Linked DNA regions of Homo sapiens: region 2 is linked to region 1. A link is a contact called in ENCODE Hi-C or POLR2A ChIA-PET data. All regions are on one chromosome and are shown on one strand. The core of a region is the stretch at or near the end of the contact, and the rest is flanking DNA. Distances in the headings are between cores, read along the strand shown.

Region 1 (7,200 bases), core at 3,206-5,705:
AGGCCCAGCCCTAAACAAAATAACCGGGGTTCTTTGGTCCCAAAAGATCCCCAGGAAAGAGTAAACCTCCTTAAGACTTAAGGAAAAAAGTTGGCTAGGCGTGGTGGCTCACACCTGTAATCCCAGCACTTTGGGAGGCCGAGGTGGGCAGACCACTTGAGATCAGGAGTTCGAGACCAGCCTGGCCAACGTTGTGAAACCCCGTCTCTACAAAATATTAGCCGGGTGTGGCAGTGCGTGCCTGTAGTCCCAACTACTCAGGAGGCTGAGGCACAAGAATTGCTTGAGCCTGGGAGGCGGAGGTTGCAGTGAGCCGAGATCGTGCCACTGCACTCCAGCCCAGGCGATGGAGCGAGACTCTGTCTCAAAAAAAAAAAAAAAAAAAAGGACTTAGGAAAAAGAATTAAATAGAAGGCCTGGAGGAGAAAAAAAGCCTAGTGTCATCTGGTCCCAAGCCACCACACCACTCCTCCTGTCACCCACTCCAGAGAAACAAGGTCCCAGTGGGCCCCATGCAGGTTTATTCGAGTCTCTCCTTACAATACTTGCTCTGCCTAGAACAAGGCTTATCTCTAAGACATAATCTTGCCATTGTAGAATTCATTCTGTCGTCCAACAGATACTTCTTGAACATTGACCACATGACAAGCGGTCTAGGTGCTTGGTATAAATCCATGAGCAAAACAGACAAAAAGTCCCTATCCTTGTGGAGCTTACGTTTTCGCATAGGAGGAAAGACAATAGATAAAATACATTTTTAAAAAATATGTAGGCTGGGCGTGGTGGCTCACACCTGTAATCCCAGCACTTTGGGAGGCTGAGGTGGGTGGATCATCTGAGGTCAGGAGTGTGAGATCAGCCTGGCCAACATGGTGAAATCCCCATCTCTACTGAAATTACAAAAATTAGCCGGGTGTGGTGGCACATGCCTGTAATCCCAGCTACTCAAGAGGCTGAGGCAGGAGAATCGCTTGAACCCGGGAGGCGGAGGTTGCATGAGCCAAGATTGAGCCACTGCACTCCAGCCTGGGCGACAGAGCAAGACTCCGTCTCAAAAAAAAAAAAAAAGTAGTAATTTTGAAGGTGATATTGAGGAGGAAAAAAAGAGAGTAAGGGGATCCCAAGTGCTAGGGACCACACAGGTGGAGTGGGCTTATGAGCTGCAGTTTTAAATAGGGTAGTTGGGGAAGGTCTTGATGAGAAGGGGCTATTTGAGCTGTGTCCCAAAGAGAGTAAAGGAGTGAACCTGGGGGCCCTGGGGAAGTGGCTTTCAGGGGGCAGGGCAGCCCGTGCAGTGTGTGCCAGGAGTGGGGCAAGCCTGCAGGAAAGCGGGAACAGATGACTTCAGAGGTGGGGCGGGGCGTAGGGCAAGCAGAGCACGTTAAGGCTCTAGGGAGAGTCATTGGAGGGCTCTGAGCAGATATGTTACACTTCAACAGGATTTGTCTGGCTGCTGTGTGGAAAACAGTCCACAGAGGGAAAGGATGGAATCAGGGGAGCAGTTAGGCAGCTATTGCAATCAATAATCCAGATGAAAGATGAGAGTATCTTGGATCAGGGTGGTAGTGATGGAGACGGTGAGAAGAGATCAGGTTCAAGGTGCATTTTTTTTTTTTTTTTGAGACGGAGTCTTGCACTGTTGCCCAGGCTGGAGTGCAATGGCACAAACTTGGCTCACTGCAACCTCCACCTCCCAGCTCAAGCAATTCTCCTGCCTCAGCCTCCCAAGTAGCTGGGATTACAGGCACCCATCACTACACCTGGCTAATTTTTGTATTTTTAGTAGAGACGAGGTTTCACCATGTTGGTCAGGCTGGTCTTGAACTCCTGACCTTAGGTGATCCGTCCGCCTCGGCCTCCCAAAGTGCTGGGATTACAGGCATGAGCCACTGTGCCCAGCCTGCATTTTCAATTATAACTTACAAACTAGTTGGGACACCAGTCATTCCTGTGAAACAGATAAGACCGTACACTCTACCATACTGCAATGATGTGGCTTGAGAGGTCCAGAAAATTCAACCTAGTTGAGGAAGATGTAGGAGAGCTTTATTTTTTATTGGGTCTCTGCTGTTGAAGAAAGCACAAATGTAACAATAGTGAGCTTATAGACTACTGCAACACACTGAAATGAGTCAATCCCAAATGATCATGAGGCTGCCACTTCCTCAAACCCTGTCCTCATTCCTGCAGAAGAGAAGAACTTTAGCCATTTGAAAACTGGCAGAAGGACCAGAGCCAGCCATGGTAACTTCTAATTTGCATTTATTTGCAATTTATACAGGCTTTACCATGCTATGTCAGTATGTGATTAATGGAATGACCTTAGCAATTGTCACAACCAGAATGAGAGGTGCAGACCATTAGTACATAAAAATTCGAAAGAGAAAAAGATCACGGTAAACTGGAGAAGAGAAGGCTCCTGAAGAAGGGGCTGGAGAAGTGCAATCGGTGGGGAGGGAGGATGAGGAAAGGCACTCCTGGCGGGGCAAACTGCATGTGTAAAGGCTTGCAGTAAGGAATCAACTTGGATAACAAGGACAGCAAGGAAGGTGAGTTGACCAAACCCAAGATACGGTTGCATGATGGAAGCTTTGAAGGCCAGACTGCACAGCCCAACAGGCAGTTGGGGAGCCATTGCTGGTCTTTGAGAAAGCGAGTGGTTGTGTCTACAGAGTGAAGATTAACCTGGTGACTGCGGGTGGGGTGATTCAAGGCAGGCAGAGGCAAAAGGAAAGTGGGAGATTTAGGAATCGACCACAGCAGTAAAACCTGGCATAAGTTCCATGGTGGTGACAGTGGCGACAGGAAGTTGTATCGAATGGAGAGGGTTTAGAAGGAAGATGGCAAACCAGGTTGGTACAGATGGGTTTTGAAGTGGTGGTGAGAATTCCAAATGAGGGTGTGCTAGAGGTCAGTTTTTCTAATGTGTCCACCTAGATATCAGTTATGTGAGACTGTCTTGGAGGCAGGAGGTATGGGGTTCATGTTCCAGTATGTTGGGAAACATGGCATTTGACGTGTCCCTCTAGTAGTTCACAGTGTGCACGAGAAGGTAACAGGCTCTGATGCTTTTGTCTAAGCCAACATCTCGACCCCCCTATTTTTGCTGACCCTTTGAGCCAATGGTTTGAGATTCCATGGGCCACAGTTTGGGAGATGCTGTGGAGATACAGTCCCAGAGTTGGGCGAGAACTATGTACCCTAAATAATTTGGACAGCCAGCAGGATAAGGGTGACTCCAGAAGTTGATACTAGTCTGTCACTAGGAAAGAAAGCAGAGGGTCAAGGCTGAGGGTCCCAGGACAAAGCGTCCAGCGAGACAGCTGGAACAGAGAAAAGGAGCAACACAGCTGGAGATAGCACTCAGAGAGGAAAGCCGAGAACCACGGAATCTTGTATGGGAAGGCAAGGGACATGTTTCAGAAAAATGGCAGCTCCCTCCATCTGGATGCTTCCTTATCCTCCTGGCCTCTCCAAGTCCGGCCTCCTCCAAGAAGCCTTCTCTAATGCCAAGACACACCACCCCGTTCCCCTGCACCCTGCACTTCCCTGCCTGTTCCCTTAACATCTGCATGTGCTGTCTCTGAGTGTCCTTTGCTTCCCTGGGGAGGCTGTGAGTTTCTCATATCCCGTGACTAGCAGGATAGATGCTCAGTATGTTTGCTGATGGGAGGGATGGATGAAGAGAGGAAGGCAGGTGTAGACAGGAGAGATCATTCAGATCTGGGTGAGAACCGAGGAGGGGGGCAGGCAGGCTGAGTACAGAGGAGGCTAGGTTCTTCCCAGCTGCCTCTGGGGAACCCCTGGTGGAGGCTGCTCCCATCTCGTGGGGAGCAGTTGCGGGGCCCTTTTGAGGGCGGTAAACAGATGGGACCTGGTGAGCCGGGAGATGCTTGAGGTTCCAGGGAGGCTGCTGCGGAGACAGGCGGTCAGGACAAAGATCCCATGGATATGTACTGGGCAGCTGCTGGCTGACCTGCACCGAGGATGGTGGTGGCAGGTGGGGAGCGGGGTCCTCCATGGCAGTGCTCCTCTGCCAGTGCCCACGTGTATAGGAGCCCCTGGGGGGTCCTGGCTCAGCCGCGTGACCTTGGATGAGTGAGTGGCCTCCCCTTCCTTGGGCCCTGTGTTTTCGTCAGCCCTTCCCGCCCAAATTCCTGGAAGGCCTTTCCTCTTTCCTAGAATCTCCACCCTGCTGCAGCCTGCCGAGTGGGATAGCACCCCACACACGCCCCAGGAGGAGGGAGTGGGCTCAGGGAGGAGCATGATTCCCATGGAGTGAGAGATACTGAATCAGAGAGTGAGCTGGCAGCAGTATACAGGCAAACAGTATACGGGCAAACTGGCCCTTTACGTGGGCCTGGAGCAAGGAGGGCCTGAGCGGCTGAGGTCAGCCTTCTGGGCTTGCCCTAGACCCGCAGCCTAGTGGCTCTGACCGAGGCCAGCTGTGGTCTCTGGTGCCACCCTGTGGTGGTGCCAGGAACCATTTCCCTTAGCCTCACCTTAGGGCCTCTTTGGCCCGTGGCATGGCCCTGGTTTCAGCCACCTTCCCAGGCCCTGTAAGGCAAGGGAAGGGGCAGTGTTGGCCAAAGAACAGTACTGTGGCCCGGCCCCACTGGCACAGAAAGCCACCCACCCAGCCTTCTCTCCTGTCCCACCTGCTTCCTTTCTCTTCTTTTCACCTTTCCTGCCTCCTCATTTTGGCTGTGTCCACGGGGCATACAGATTTGCACACTCATGTTCATCATGTCGGCACAGGCATGCAGGCCCTCCCAGCATGTGCTCTCTGGGTGGCAGGCTTGCTATGACGGCAAGCGTGTATGCCTGTGCATGTGCCCACTTGTGTGTACTCGACATTGCCACGCACGCACACACGCACATGCTTTCACCCCCATTTCTGCCGTCCTTGCCCTGTGCTTGTGCCCTGCCATGCTGGTGTCTTACACTTATAACCCAGGCTGGCAGCACTGCCAGGCCCCCACCTTGCCCTGCAGGCCCAGACCACAGCCAAGAACCACAGCCCTAGTTTCTGGCACCTTGGCAGCTGATTGGCACTCACGGGGCATCTCCTGAGCCAGTGCCTGGGAACCTGTTTTCCCTGTGCCCTGCAGGCAGACAAAATCAGGTGCAGAACACCTAGGTGGCTCCTGGTTCTGGGTCTTGGAAGCCAAGTTGATAGTGTTGGGGCAGAGTGACTGCCAGGTGTCTGGCAGAGGGGTATCAGTGACATTTGCACACGTTCTATGTGCAGGAGAAGCAACGATGCATCATTGCTGGGTGGCCTCAGGCAAGTTCTTTAACCTCTGCAAGCCTCAGCTCCTCAGATATCCAATGAGAATGAATGGCATACCTCCTCAGGGTTGTGGCTGTGAATGGCATGGAGTGGGCAGTGTGCTGCAGCTGGAACTGGCACACGTGTCTCACTGCACCATGAATAGGGATTGAGCTGGGCCAGCACCACACCAAGGACAGTGGGGATGGAAGACCCTGGTGCTGTGGGTACTGCCCTCTGCCTCTCCTCTTGCCTGTCTCTCACTCCAGCTACCAACGCTGCGGCATGTTAGGGCTCCAGGATGGGTGGAGTGCTGCGGGGCCTCGAACTGGAGCTGCTCAAACCTGGGGTGCAGACAGCCTGTCCTTCCTGGCCTCTCCTTTCCCTGCCTCCCTCCCACCCCCTCTACACCCCAGGAGCACACGCTGATGCTGTCCCCTCCATCTCTTTTCCTCACCCAGAATTCCCCTACACCCCGTCTCCTCCCGAACATGGGCGGCGCGCCGGGCCGGTGCCCACGGCCATCATTGGGGGCGTGGCGGGGAGCATCCTGCTGGTGTTGATTGTGGTCGGCGGGATCGTGGTCGCCCTGCGTCGGCGCCGGCACACCTTCAAGGGTGACTACAGCACCAAGAAGCACGTGTATGGCAACGGCTACAGCAAGGCAGGCATCCCCCAGCACCACCCACCAATGGCACAGAACCTGCAGTACCCCGACGACTCAGACGACGAGAAGAAGGCCGGCCCACTGGGTGGAAGCAGCTATGAGGAGGAGGAGGAGGAGGAGGAGGGCGGTGGAGGGGGCGAGCGCAAGGTGGGCGGCCCCCACCCCAAATATGACGAGGACGCCAAGCGGCCCTACTTCACCGTGGATGAGGCCGAGGCCCGTCAGGACGGCTACGGGGACCGGACTCTGGGCTACCAGTACGACCCTGAGCAGCTGGACTTGGCTGAGAACATGGTTTCTCAGAACGACGGGTCTTTCATTTCCAAGAAGGAGTGGTACGTGTAGCCCCCCTTCCAGAGCCTCTGTCTGTGACCGCTCCTCCCCAGCCCCTCCCCGCACGCCCCCTGCCCACCCCCCACCTCCCACTCCAGGAGCTGAACAGAGACTTGCCCAGCTGCCCAAAGCCAGCCCCGAACTCCTGGGGGGCCAGGGGAGCCCAGGGCAGCCACGACTTGGCTTTGTGTTTTATTTCCTCCCTCTCCTCCGCCCTTCCCCATGGTGTTGTGTTCGACTGTGGCTTTAGTGTTACTGTATCTTCCCTTTACGGGCCCCACCTGCCTGCCCTCTGTGTAGGGAGCCCTGTTCTCGTCTTGTGTACCTGGGCATCCCTCCAGGGTTTGGGGAGCCAGCCTCCCCCGCCCCCCTACACTGGAATTTGTTTGTGTTTCTTCACTGGGGGTGGAGGGCTCAAGGGGCTCTAAGAGGGAAAAGCTCCCCACACCCCCAGATGCTGCTCCTCCTCCCGGCTAGAGGGAACCCAACACCCACCAGTGAAATCTGATGCAGCTGGGAGTTTGGACCTTGGGTCTAGACAGCTGGTGCGCCCAAGAGGTAGGGGGAGGGGTGCGGCTTCTCCCCAGTTCCCAGGGAGTCTTGTTTGTTAAGCGGGGCCTTGGGCAGTGTTTTCCTGCTGAGGGTGGTTTTACATTTTTTTTCCTCATTGGCCCACAGAGAGTGGAGTTGGCCTAGCTCTGACGCGTCCCCTCTTTATCCCCAATGTGCCCCCTCCATTAGGGGCTCCAGGTGGGCTCCAGCCCACACTTGCTCTCTGCCTCTGCTGACACGTGCACACACACACACATGCACACACTGCTCCTCTCTGCCTGCTTTCCCCTGGAGTCCCATGCCCTGCCCCATCCAGACACTGCCCAAGGCCCACCCGTCTATTTCCACCTCATTCCCCCTTTAAGCTGAGAATGGG
Region 2 (7,333 bases), core at 3,764-6,263, 140 kb before region 1:
ATGGAAATCATCAGCCCAATTTAGAACCACATGTGGTTAAAAACTTTAGAGAGGGGAGGAGCAGACAGGAAAGATAGCCAAGGGGCATGAAGAAACTTTTGGGGAGTGATGGATGTGTTCAGTATCTTAGTTGTGCTGACACTTCACAACAGTATCCATAAGTCAAAACCTATCCAATTGAACACACTGAGTATGTGCCATGTGCACTATGTCAATTATGCCTCAATAAAACTGTTTTACAAAAACAACCAAAAGAAAAAACAGGAGTAACTTTGGAGAGCATGCAGCCTGGTGTTCCCAAATGGTGTTTCACGTCAGAATTACCCAGGGAGTTCGTTAAGAAGATGCAGATTTACCCACAAAAGAATGGAGTCCAAGTCATTAGGGGTGGAGCCTGGGAATCAAGGTTTTCTCAGCAAACTTCTCAGGTACACCTGATGCACTTAAAACCAATGATCCTCAGTGTGGTCCTGGACAAGCAGCATCAGCATCACTGGGAGCCTTAATAGAAATGCACATCCTTGACCTATTGAGTCAGACACTCTGGGTGGGCCCCAGTAGTCTTTGGGTTAACAAGCCCTCCAGGTGATTCTGAAGCTAGCTACAATTTGAGAACCACTGATTCAGACCAAAGTGTCATTTAATTGATGATGAAAATAAAGTCCAGAAAGAGGAAGTGACTCACACAAGGTCTGTCAGAGGATTCTGAGAGTACAGTCTTGACTTTAAATATCCCATCTCCCTGGCCAGTACTCGCGCTGTGCTTTTCAAGACAAATGGAAAGTTCCAAGAAGCTTTTTAGAAAAAGTATATGACTGGCCCTAGAGTAGGCTGAGCTCTGTCCCCAGGGAGTTACAGAGACTTGGCCATGACGGACCCACCAGGGCAGCAGGTACGGTGAAGGCATGGACAGCCCCTCACTTCCTCATGGGTTCAGTGCTCCTCATAGTGGATACTGAGCACCCCGCTGTGCCTGGCCCATGCTGGGTGCTGAGACGCAGGAGGAATAGGACAGCGCCGTTGTTCTCCGGGGACTCCCCATCCAACAGGGCGTGCAGAGGCCTGCCCAGATCACCACGATAGGCTGACACAAGTAGGGGAGGCTCACCCAGACAGGGCACGACTGTCTGGAAGAGGGGACACCCTGCCCAGCTCACCCCACTTGTAATTCTGCTGTCCCACTCCCCTGGACCCTTCCCTTGCCACCCGTCTCTCTGGCCCCACGTGTTCCCAAACCCAGTCCCCTTCCTTTTCTTCCCATCAGCACAATGAACACAGGCTGCACATTTATATGGAACTTTATAGAGATTAAACAAAGAAGATACCAGAAGTCTGGCTGCCACAGGCCAAATTTCTGATCCTGCCAAGACCAGCAACTCAGTCCCGAGTGCTTCCTTATCCCACAGAACCCAGTTATTCTGCAGCAATTCCTTCCTCTCCATTCTGATGCCCATCCCTTCCTAAAATGTAGCACCAGGCGGACAAGATCTGGGCAAGCGGTGGGTGAGAAATGGGCTTGGACCCCTCAGTCCTCTCCACAATCAGGCCTGGAAGCCCTGACTTCTTGACCCCATTGCCAAGAGCAGATCAAGCTGCTTCTCCTACAAAGGCATTTCCAGGAAACGTTGGTCACAGGACAGCAAGGAGAAGAGCTTCAGGAGAGAGGAGGGCACAGCTGGGTGCAGAATCAGTAGAGGAAGCCCTATGGGGGGATTGAGAAGCTGGAAGACTCTCTCCTTCCATAGCCCCATTTGCAAATCCCCTCACACCCATTATACACAGCAATCCTCACAATGGTCTTTAAAGAGGTAGAAATAGTCTCAAAGGGGTGCGATAGCATGCCTGAGGAGAGGAAATAAATAGACATTGACCTGGGCTTACTGCATTCTGTGGTAGGCAGAAGAAAGTCCCTCCCAAAGCATCCACCTCCTGTTCCCCAGAGCCTGGGAATATGTGACTTTCCACAGCAAAATCGACTTTGCAGATATGATTAAGTTAAGGATCTTGAGATGAGGAGATTATCCTGGATTAGCCAGGTGGACCCAGGGTAGTCACAAGGGCCCTAATAAGTGAAGGAAAGGGTAGGGGGTCAGAATCAAAGTGATGCAGCCTGGGGCGGACTTCACAGGCTTTGAAGAGGGAGGAAGAGGCCACAGGGCCAAGGAACGCAGACTCTGGAAGCTGGCAAAGGCAAGAAACAGACTCCCCTTCAGAGCCTCCGGAAGGAATGCAGCCCCGCCAACACGTTTGTTTGAGCCCAGCGAGGCCCATTTGGACTTCTGACTCCCAGAACTAGAAGATCATAAATGTGCATTGTTTAAGCCACTAAGTTTGTGGTAGTTTGTTGCAGCAGCGAGGGGACACTCATCCAAGTCCCTAACAGAGGGCAAAGAAGTTTGCTGACAACGTCTCCTTGGATGGTCTCAGCAATCCCATGATCTGGTGTTATTTCCCGTTTCACAGATGAAGGCACTGAGGCTCAGAGGGTGGAGTGGCTTGCCCCAGGCCACCCAGCTGCTCTCAGGGCTGGGCTCCTCAGAAGCAGCACTTGAGGCAGAGATTTGGGGGCGTGTGGCTTCTTGAAGGAGCTCTCTTCAGCAAAACCTATAAAGGAGTGAGGGAAGCAGCATATGGAGGCTCAGGGCAGTCAGCCCTTAGCCTGATGCCTGTGTCACTCTGGGGCATTAATCAGCTGAGAAAGTTATCCCCTCTCCAGCAAGGGGCTCAGCCCTTTGTAGCCTCGAGTTGGCCAGTCGTTGGGTGATGGCTGCGGTGAGGAGGGTTTGGAGGTAACCTCCCAGGCTAGCACAGGTCTCTGCACAAGGGGAAGCTGCGGAGGAGCACACCAGCCTGCTAAAGAGGACATGGGCAGGTGACATCGTTCTACACAAGTGTGGTCATGCCTGTGGCCAGGAGTATCTGTGGGATGGTCAGGGAGCAATGTGCCATCAGCATGTCATGGAGCAGTGGCTGGTGCCAGGGACACATGTCCAGGCACTGTGAGGTGCCAGGGAGGGTTTAGGTGCCCCCATGATGCCCAGGCCTCCCTGTCCCAGCAGCATCCTCACTCCACTCACTCCATGAGTAGGAGCTGCCTCCTGGAAAAGGAAGCTGCCATGTCAGCACCTTCTGACAGCAACGCCTCGCCCCGCCTGCCGGCTCCTGAGACCAGAGCCTCAAAGGGTTCCAATCCTCTGAGGAAATTGGATGTTAACAGTGTTCACAGTTCCCTTTCTTCCTTCTCCTCCCCCGCCCCTTCTTTATGAGCCTGTCCCTGCAGCTATTAATATCCAACTTGAACGAAATGGCAACTGTATTTCAATATTTCAACTTTCCCATTTTATTTGCCACAAGCCGGGTTGTTTATCCACAGGCCGTGAGAGGAACGGGCTCTTGCTCCATCCCAGCCCCGTGCTCTGATGGCTGATAATACAGAACATAACGGCCATTACCTGGGCTAGGCGGAAACTGAGTGTTTCCTTTTGTGCATGTTTTCTGTGGTAAGGGCTCCTGCTCCCACCAGGAACCCTCGCACACATGTCACAGGATGGCCTAATGGAGCAGAAATGGGTTATCTGGGGAGGGCTGGCAGTGGCCACAGGGAGTGCCGAGAGGGTCTGCACCTATTGCCACTCCCTGCCACAGGCTGGTGGCCCAGGACCCTCATCAGGATGGGACAAGGGAAGGAGGGTGGAAGGCACCACAGGGGATATGGATGTCAAGGCAAGAGACTGGAACACTGCCCAGAGGATGACCAGGGCCGTTGCACCTGCCATTTGGAGAGGAGTCTGCTGTGCCTGATATCTTCTCAGCCCTTGAGGAGCCTAACAAGAATGCTGGGGCTCACCCCCTTCCACAGGTGGGGAAACTGGTGCCCAGTTAACCTCATCCTTGCCTGTGGACACCGGTGTGTGTCAGTGATGGAGTTCAGGTCTCCTGACTCACAGACTCCCGCAACCTCGGGCTCCAGCTCCCCACTCTAGGATGGAAAAAAGACAAGGCTTCCTGAGGCCAAGCTGCTCTTCCCTTCCAGACCAGCACCCCCAGCCAGGAGCCAACAGCAGCACGTGCTTCCCACCAAGCCCCTTGGCCTCCAAAACCCAGTTTCCTCTGTCACACCAGGTGGCAGGTGAAGGCCAAAGGCTGACTTTAATCCCCCAAAGCCAAATGCCACATGGTTCCTCCCCCAGCCCAGGTGCCCAGCCCCACCAATGCCCCAGACAGTACTGGGGACAAGTTTGTCCCAAAGACAGGCTGACCTCACTCCTGATGGGAAGTTAATCAGGGTCCGATTTGCTTGGGACGAAGGGACCCTAGAAGACAAAACACCCCAGATAGCTCCTGGGCATGGCTAATGGGCTACAGAGCAGTCAGCCAAGTTCAGCCGCATGGTGGGTGGCGCCCCCCTCCCCAGGAGGAGAGCTGGCCATGTAGTTACTAGAAGCTGTTGCTTTTGTGGTGCTCCTGCTGCATGTCATGCGCTGTGCAAGGAGCTGACATGCATCATCTCATGGAAGCAGCACATCAGGTCTATGACAGATCACATGAATGAACAGTCCCCACTTATTAAGGCCTTTTTCTTTATATTGCATCCTCTTAAAAACCTCAAGAGACCATCATGACAGAGAGCATGAGCCTCCTTTTGCTAGAGAGGAGGGTAAGGCCCAGAGAAGTTAGGCAACTTCAGGCTCCCCCAGCTGCTCAGTGTGGGGCTTTGGAAGTCTCCAGCCCCGTAAGAGCCCGAGGCCTGAGCCATTTCCACCGTGGCTCCCACAGAGGGTACCAGAGGCAGGCAGAAGGGCACTTCCATGTCCAGGACAAGTCCACACACTGGGCACTGGTCAGGAAAGCTTCAGGTGCCCACTCCCACTGTCACAGAGAGCAGCCCATGCAGACAGCCAGGCTGACAAGGACACTTTGCCCTGGGAGGAGAAAAGAGCCCCGCCCTGGCCTGCCCAGGACACTGCACTCATGAGCCCACACTGGGAGCACATTTGGCTCTGCAGGAGGCACTCACTGAGCGCCTAGTCCTGCCAGATTCTGTGCTAGTTTAAAGGCACATGGCTAGTAATCAGCAGAGCCTGGCAAAGATGCCCCAGCTCTGCCTCCAGGTCTGGTACTGTTTACAGCCCACTATGTGTTCCCTGTTATACACACTCCCAGAAAGGCATCCATGTGCACACACACTTACACACACACACACATCTACACACACTCCTGCTCCTGTCTGTGCACTGCCACTTTCACATAAGCATGAGTGTGCACACACACACACAGCCTTCCCTAACCAGCCACCCCTAAACTAGGTCAGGCCCTCTAGCCAAAATGAGGAGGAACGGAACAGATGGAGGGATGCAGCGTCTCAGCAACAAAGTTCCAGAAGAAGAGGGCTTAGAGAAGAGACAGGAGAGGGAACTGGGGAGGGTGTCATCTGCCTAGGAAGAGTGGGCACACCTGGGGAGACAGCGGATGCTTTCTGCAGGGAAGCCTGGGTGTGAGTCCGACATTGGAACAGGCTGGACTCAGGCAGCCCTGTGGCACCTTTAGAGATGGCTCAGAGAGGTGGGACCCGGTGGCGATTGGAGGGTTGGCCCCAGGGAATGTTTACAGACCTGCTCTGAGCCTCCTTTCCTCCATCTGTGAAATGGGGGGATGCTGAGAGTCAATCACCTGCCTCTGCTCCCACCCCACCAATCACAGCCAACACAGCTGGGCACGAAATCTGCTGAGCGTTGTTCTCTGCACTTCGCATGAATGACATCATTGATCCTCAAGCCCACCCTAGAAGGTGGATGCGGTGCTATAATCAGGCCCATTTCCAAGTAGAGAATTAAGGCATAGCACTTGCTGAAGATCAGAGTGAGCCAGGCTGAGAAGCCAGGCAGTGGGCCCCGAGGCCTGGGCCCCTCTCACTATCCTACCCACCACCCTACCCCTCTCCTCACGGCACCGAGGCTCAGTGACGGCAGCAGGCATTGGGGTTCACAGTGTAGGGGGAAGAAACCCCAAAAGTCCTCTTGTCCAGAAGTATCTCCCCAGCTGGCTTCCCCCAGGCCTTTAAAACAAATGTAGGCACTATCTCCAGAAGGTCACTGTTAAAAGACAATCGATACCTAAGAAGGCCTTCGCCTGCGAGCTCTTCAGCAGAGATTAGTCATTAGCGTTGGTTAGTTAGAAGGTTGACTTTGATTTTAGACAGAGGCATAGACAGAAATGTGGCCTGGAAGAAGAGCTCAGAACCATTCAAAGCAGAGGAGGACAGGCTGCCAGGGACAGTTGATGGGGGAAGGGCCGAGTCAGGTAAGGTTGGGAGCTCCAGAGACGGCACTGGGTGTCAATCGGGGGGATGTGGTAGGGTACAACACAGCCATTTTCCCACTGTTTTTCTGCAACACAATTCTGTTTTTCCTACATTTTCCCTGGAAGTGAAATACTGATTGAAGAGGAGAGAGCAGCTCTGGCTGATGGAGATGCGGTGGAGGGAACAAAGCCCTAATCACTCAAGCCCCGATTACCCTCCCACGTACGGCATCCCTAGAGCCTTGGGGCCCCCAGAAACCCAGTTTGCAAACCACAAGTCTACTATAAAGAGTAATGGCCCTGGAGTCAGGGTCCTGGGATCCACTTGCTGTGTGACATTGAGCTGGTCCCTTCCCCTCTCTGGGCTTAAGCAATCTTACCTGTAAGTTCTCTAAGGGGCCTCTCCTGGCTATGACAGTCTAGGTAAGTGGGGAGAGAAGTAAAGGAGGTTGGCCAGGAGTGGCCTTTACTGCCGAGTGAGGAGCTGTTTTGAGCCGGGCAGCCCATGAGAGCCGCTGACACACCTCCCTGTCTAGCCTGGCTCTGTGGCCACACTTCCCTTACCCCTGAGTCCTGACCTCAGCACCACACAGGCCTCCATGGACACCTGGAATTGGTGTGCAAGAACCGGATGACAGATGGCAAAAGAAGATGAAGTCTGGTTCCTGGAGTCCCGATTCAAGGGTACTCCTGATCTCCTGACCTCTCCCAAAGTCTCCCCATATCCTTCCAGTCTCTTACTCCTATATTTCCACGTGAAGAGGCCATGGGGTTTGGTGGGTTGCTATCAAGAGGTTGGAGTCAGCAGCCAGAGCTAGAGCCCAGTCCCCACTGCCTGGCTGTGTCTTTGCAGGCCATTAGGAAACATCACATTTTCTGCCCTTAGAAACCCTGTGGGGCCAGGAGAGCAGAGAGGGTTCCTTCCCATGTATATCTAGGATGTGAGGCTCAGTGAGATAAAGTGACTTAGCCGAGGTCACGCAGCTTAACCGTGGTAGAGCCATAACTAGGACCAGGCCTTTCCTGTGGTGTG

Evidence for each region. Hi-C counts contacts between places; a loop is a spot of excess contacts on that map. ChIA-PET counts read pairs that join two places held with the same protein, here RNA polymerase II (POLR2A). Pooled maps may share reads with other maps.
Region 2: a loop to region 1 is called in a pooled map, with 2.4 times the contacts of the local background. The contact joins two enhancer-like sites. A Hi-C loop is called at or near these places in 1 of 168 maps with a recorded cell type or tissue (Caco-2), 1 of 37 single-sample maps with no recorded cell type and 2 of 50 pooled maps. POLR2A ChIA-PET finds 5 or more read pairs at or near these places in 1 of 52 experiments (activated B cell).

What each region holds. Positions count from the first base shown.
Region 1 is chr11:119,663,831-119,671,030 of GRCh38, reverse strand. It overlaps NECTIN1 (nectin cell adhesion molecule 1), which reads left to right. Exons shown (of 6, transcript NM_002855.5): 6 at 5,734-7,200. The coding sequence ends at 6,284. Among named protein-coding and RNA genes, the nearest start is that of NECTIN1-AS1, 42 kb to the left of the region's middle. RefSeq lists enhancers at 5,360-5,896, 5,897-6,435. Within about 2 kb of position 4,455, at least 2 of the 41 ENCODE cell types and tissues checked have a DNase peak (open chromatin) inside an H3K27ac peak, as active enhancers do.
Region 2 is chr11:119,804,388-119,811,720 of GRCh38, reverse strand. No RefSeq gene overlaps it. Among named protein-coding and RNA genes, the nearest start is that of NECTIN1-DT, 78 kb to the right of the region's middle. RefSeq lists an enhancer at 1,092-1,592. Within about 2 kb of position 5,013, at least 4 of the 41 ENCODE cell types and tissues checked have a DNase peak (open chromatin) inside an H3K27ac peak, as active enhancers do.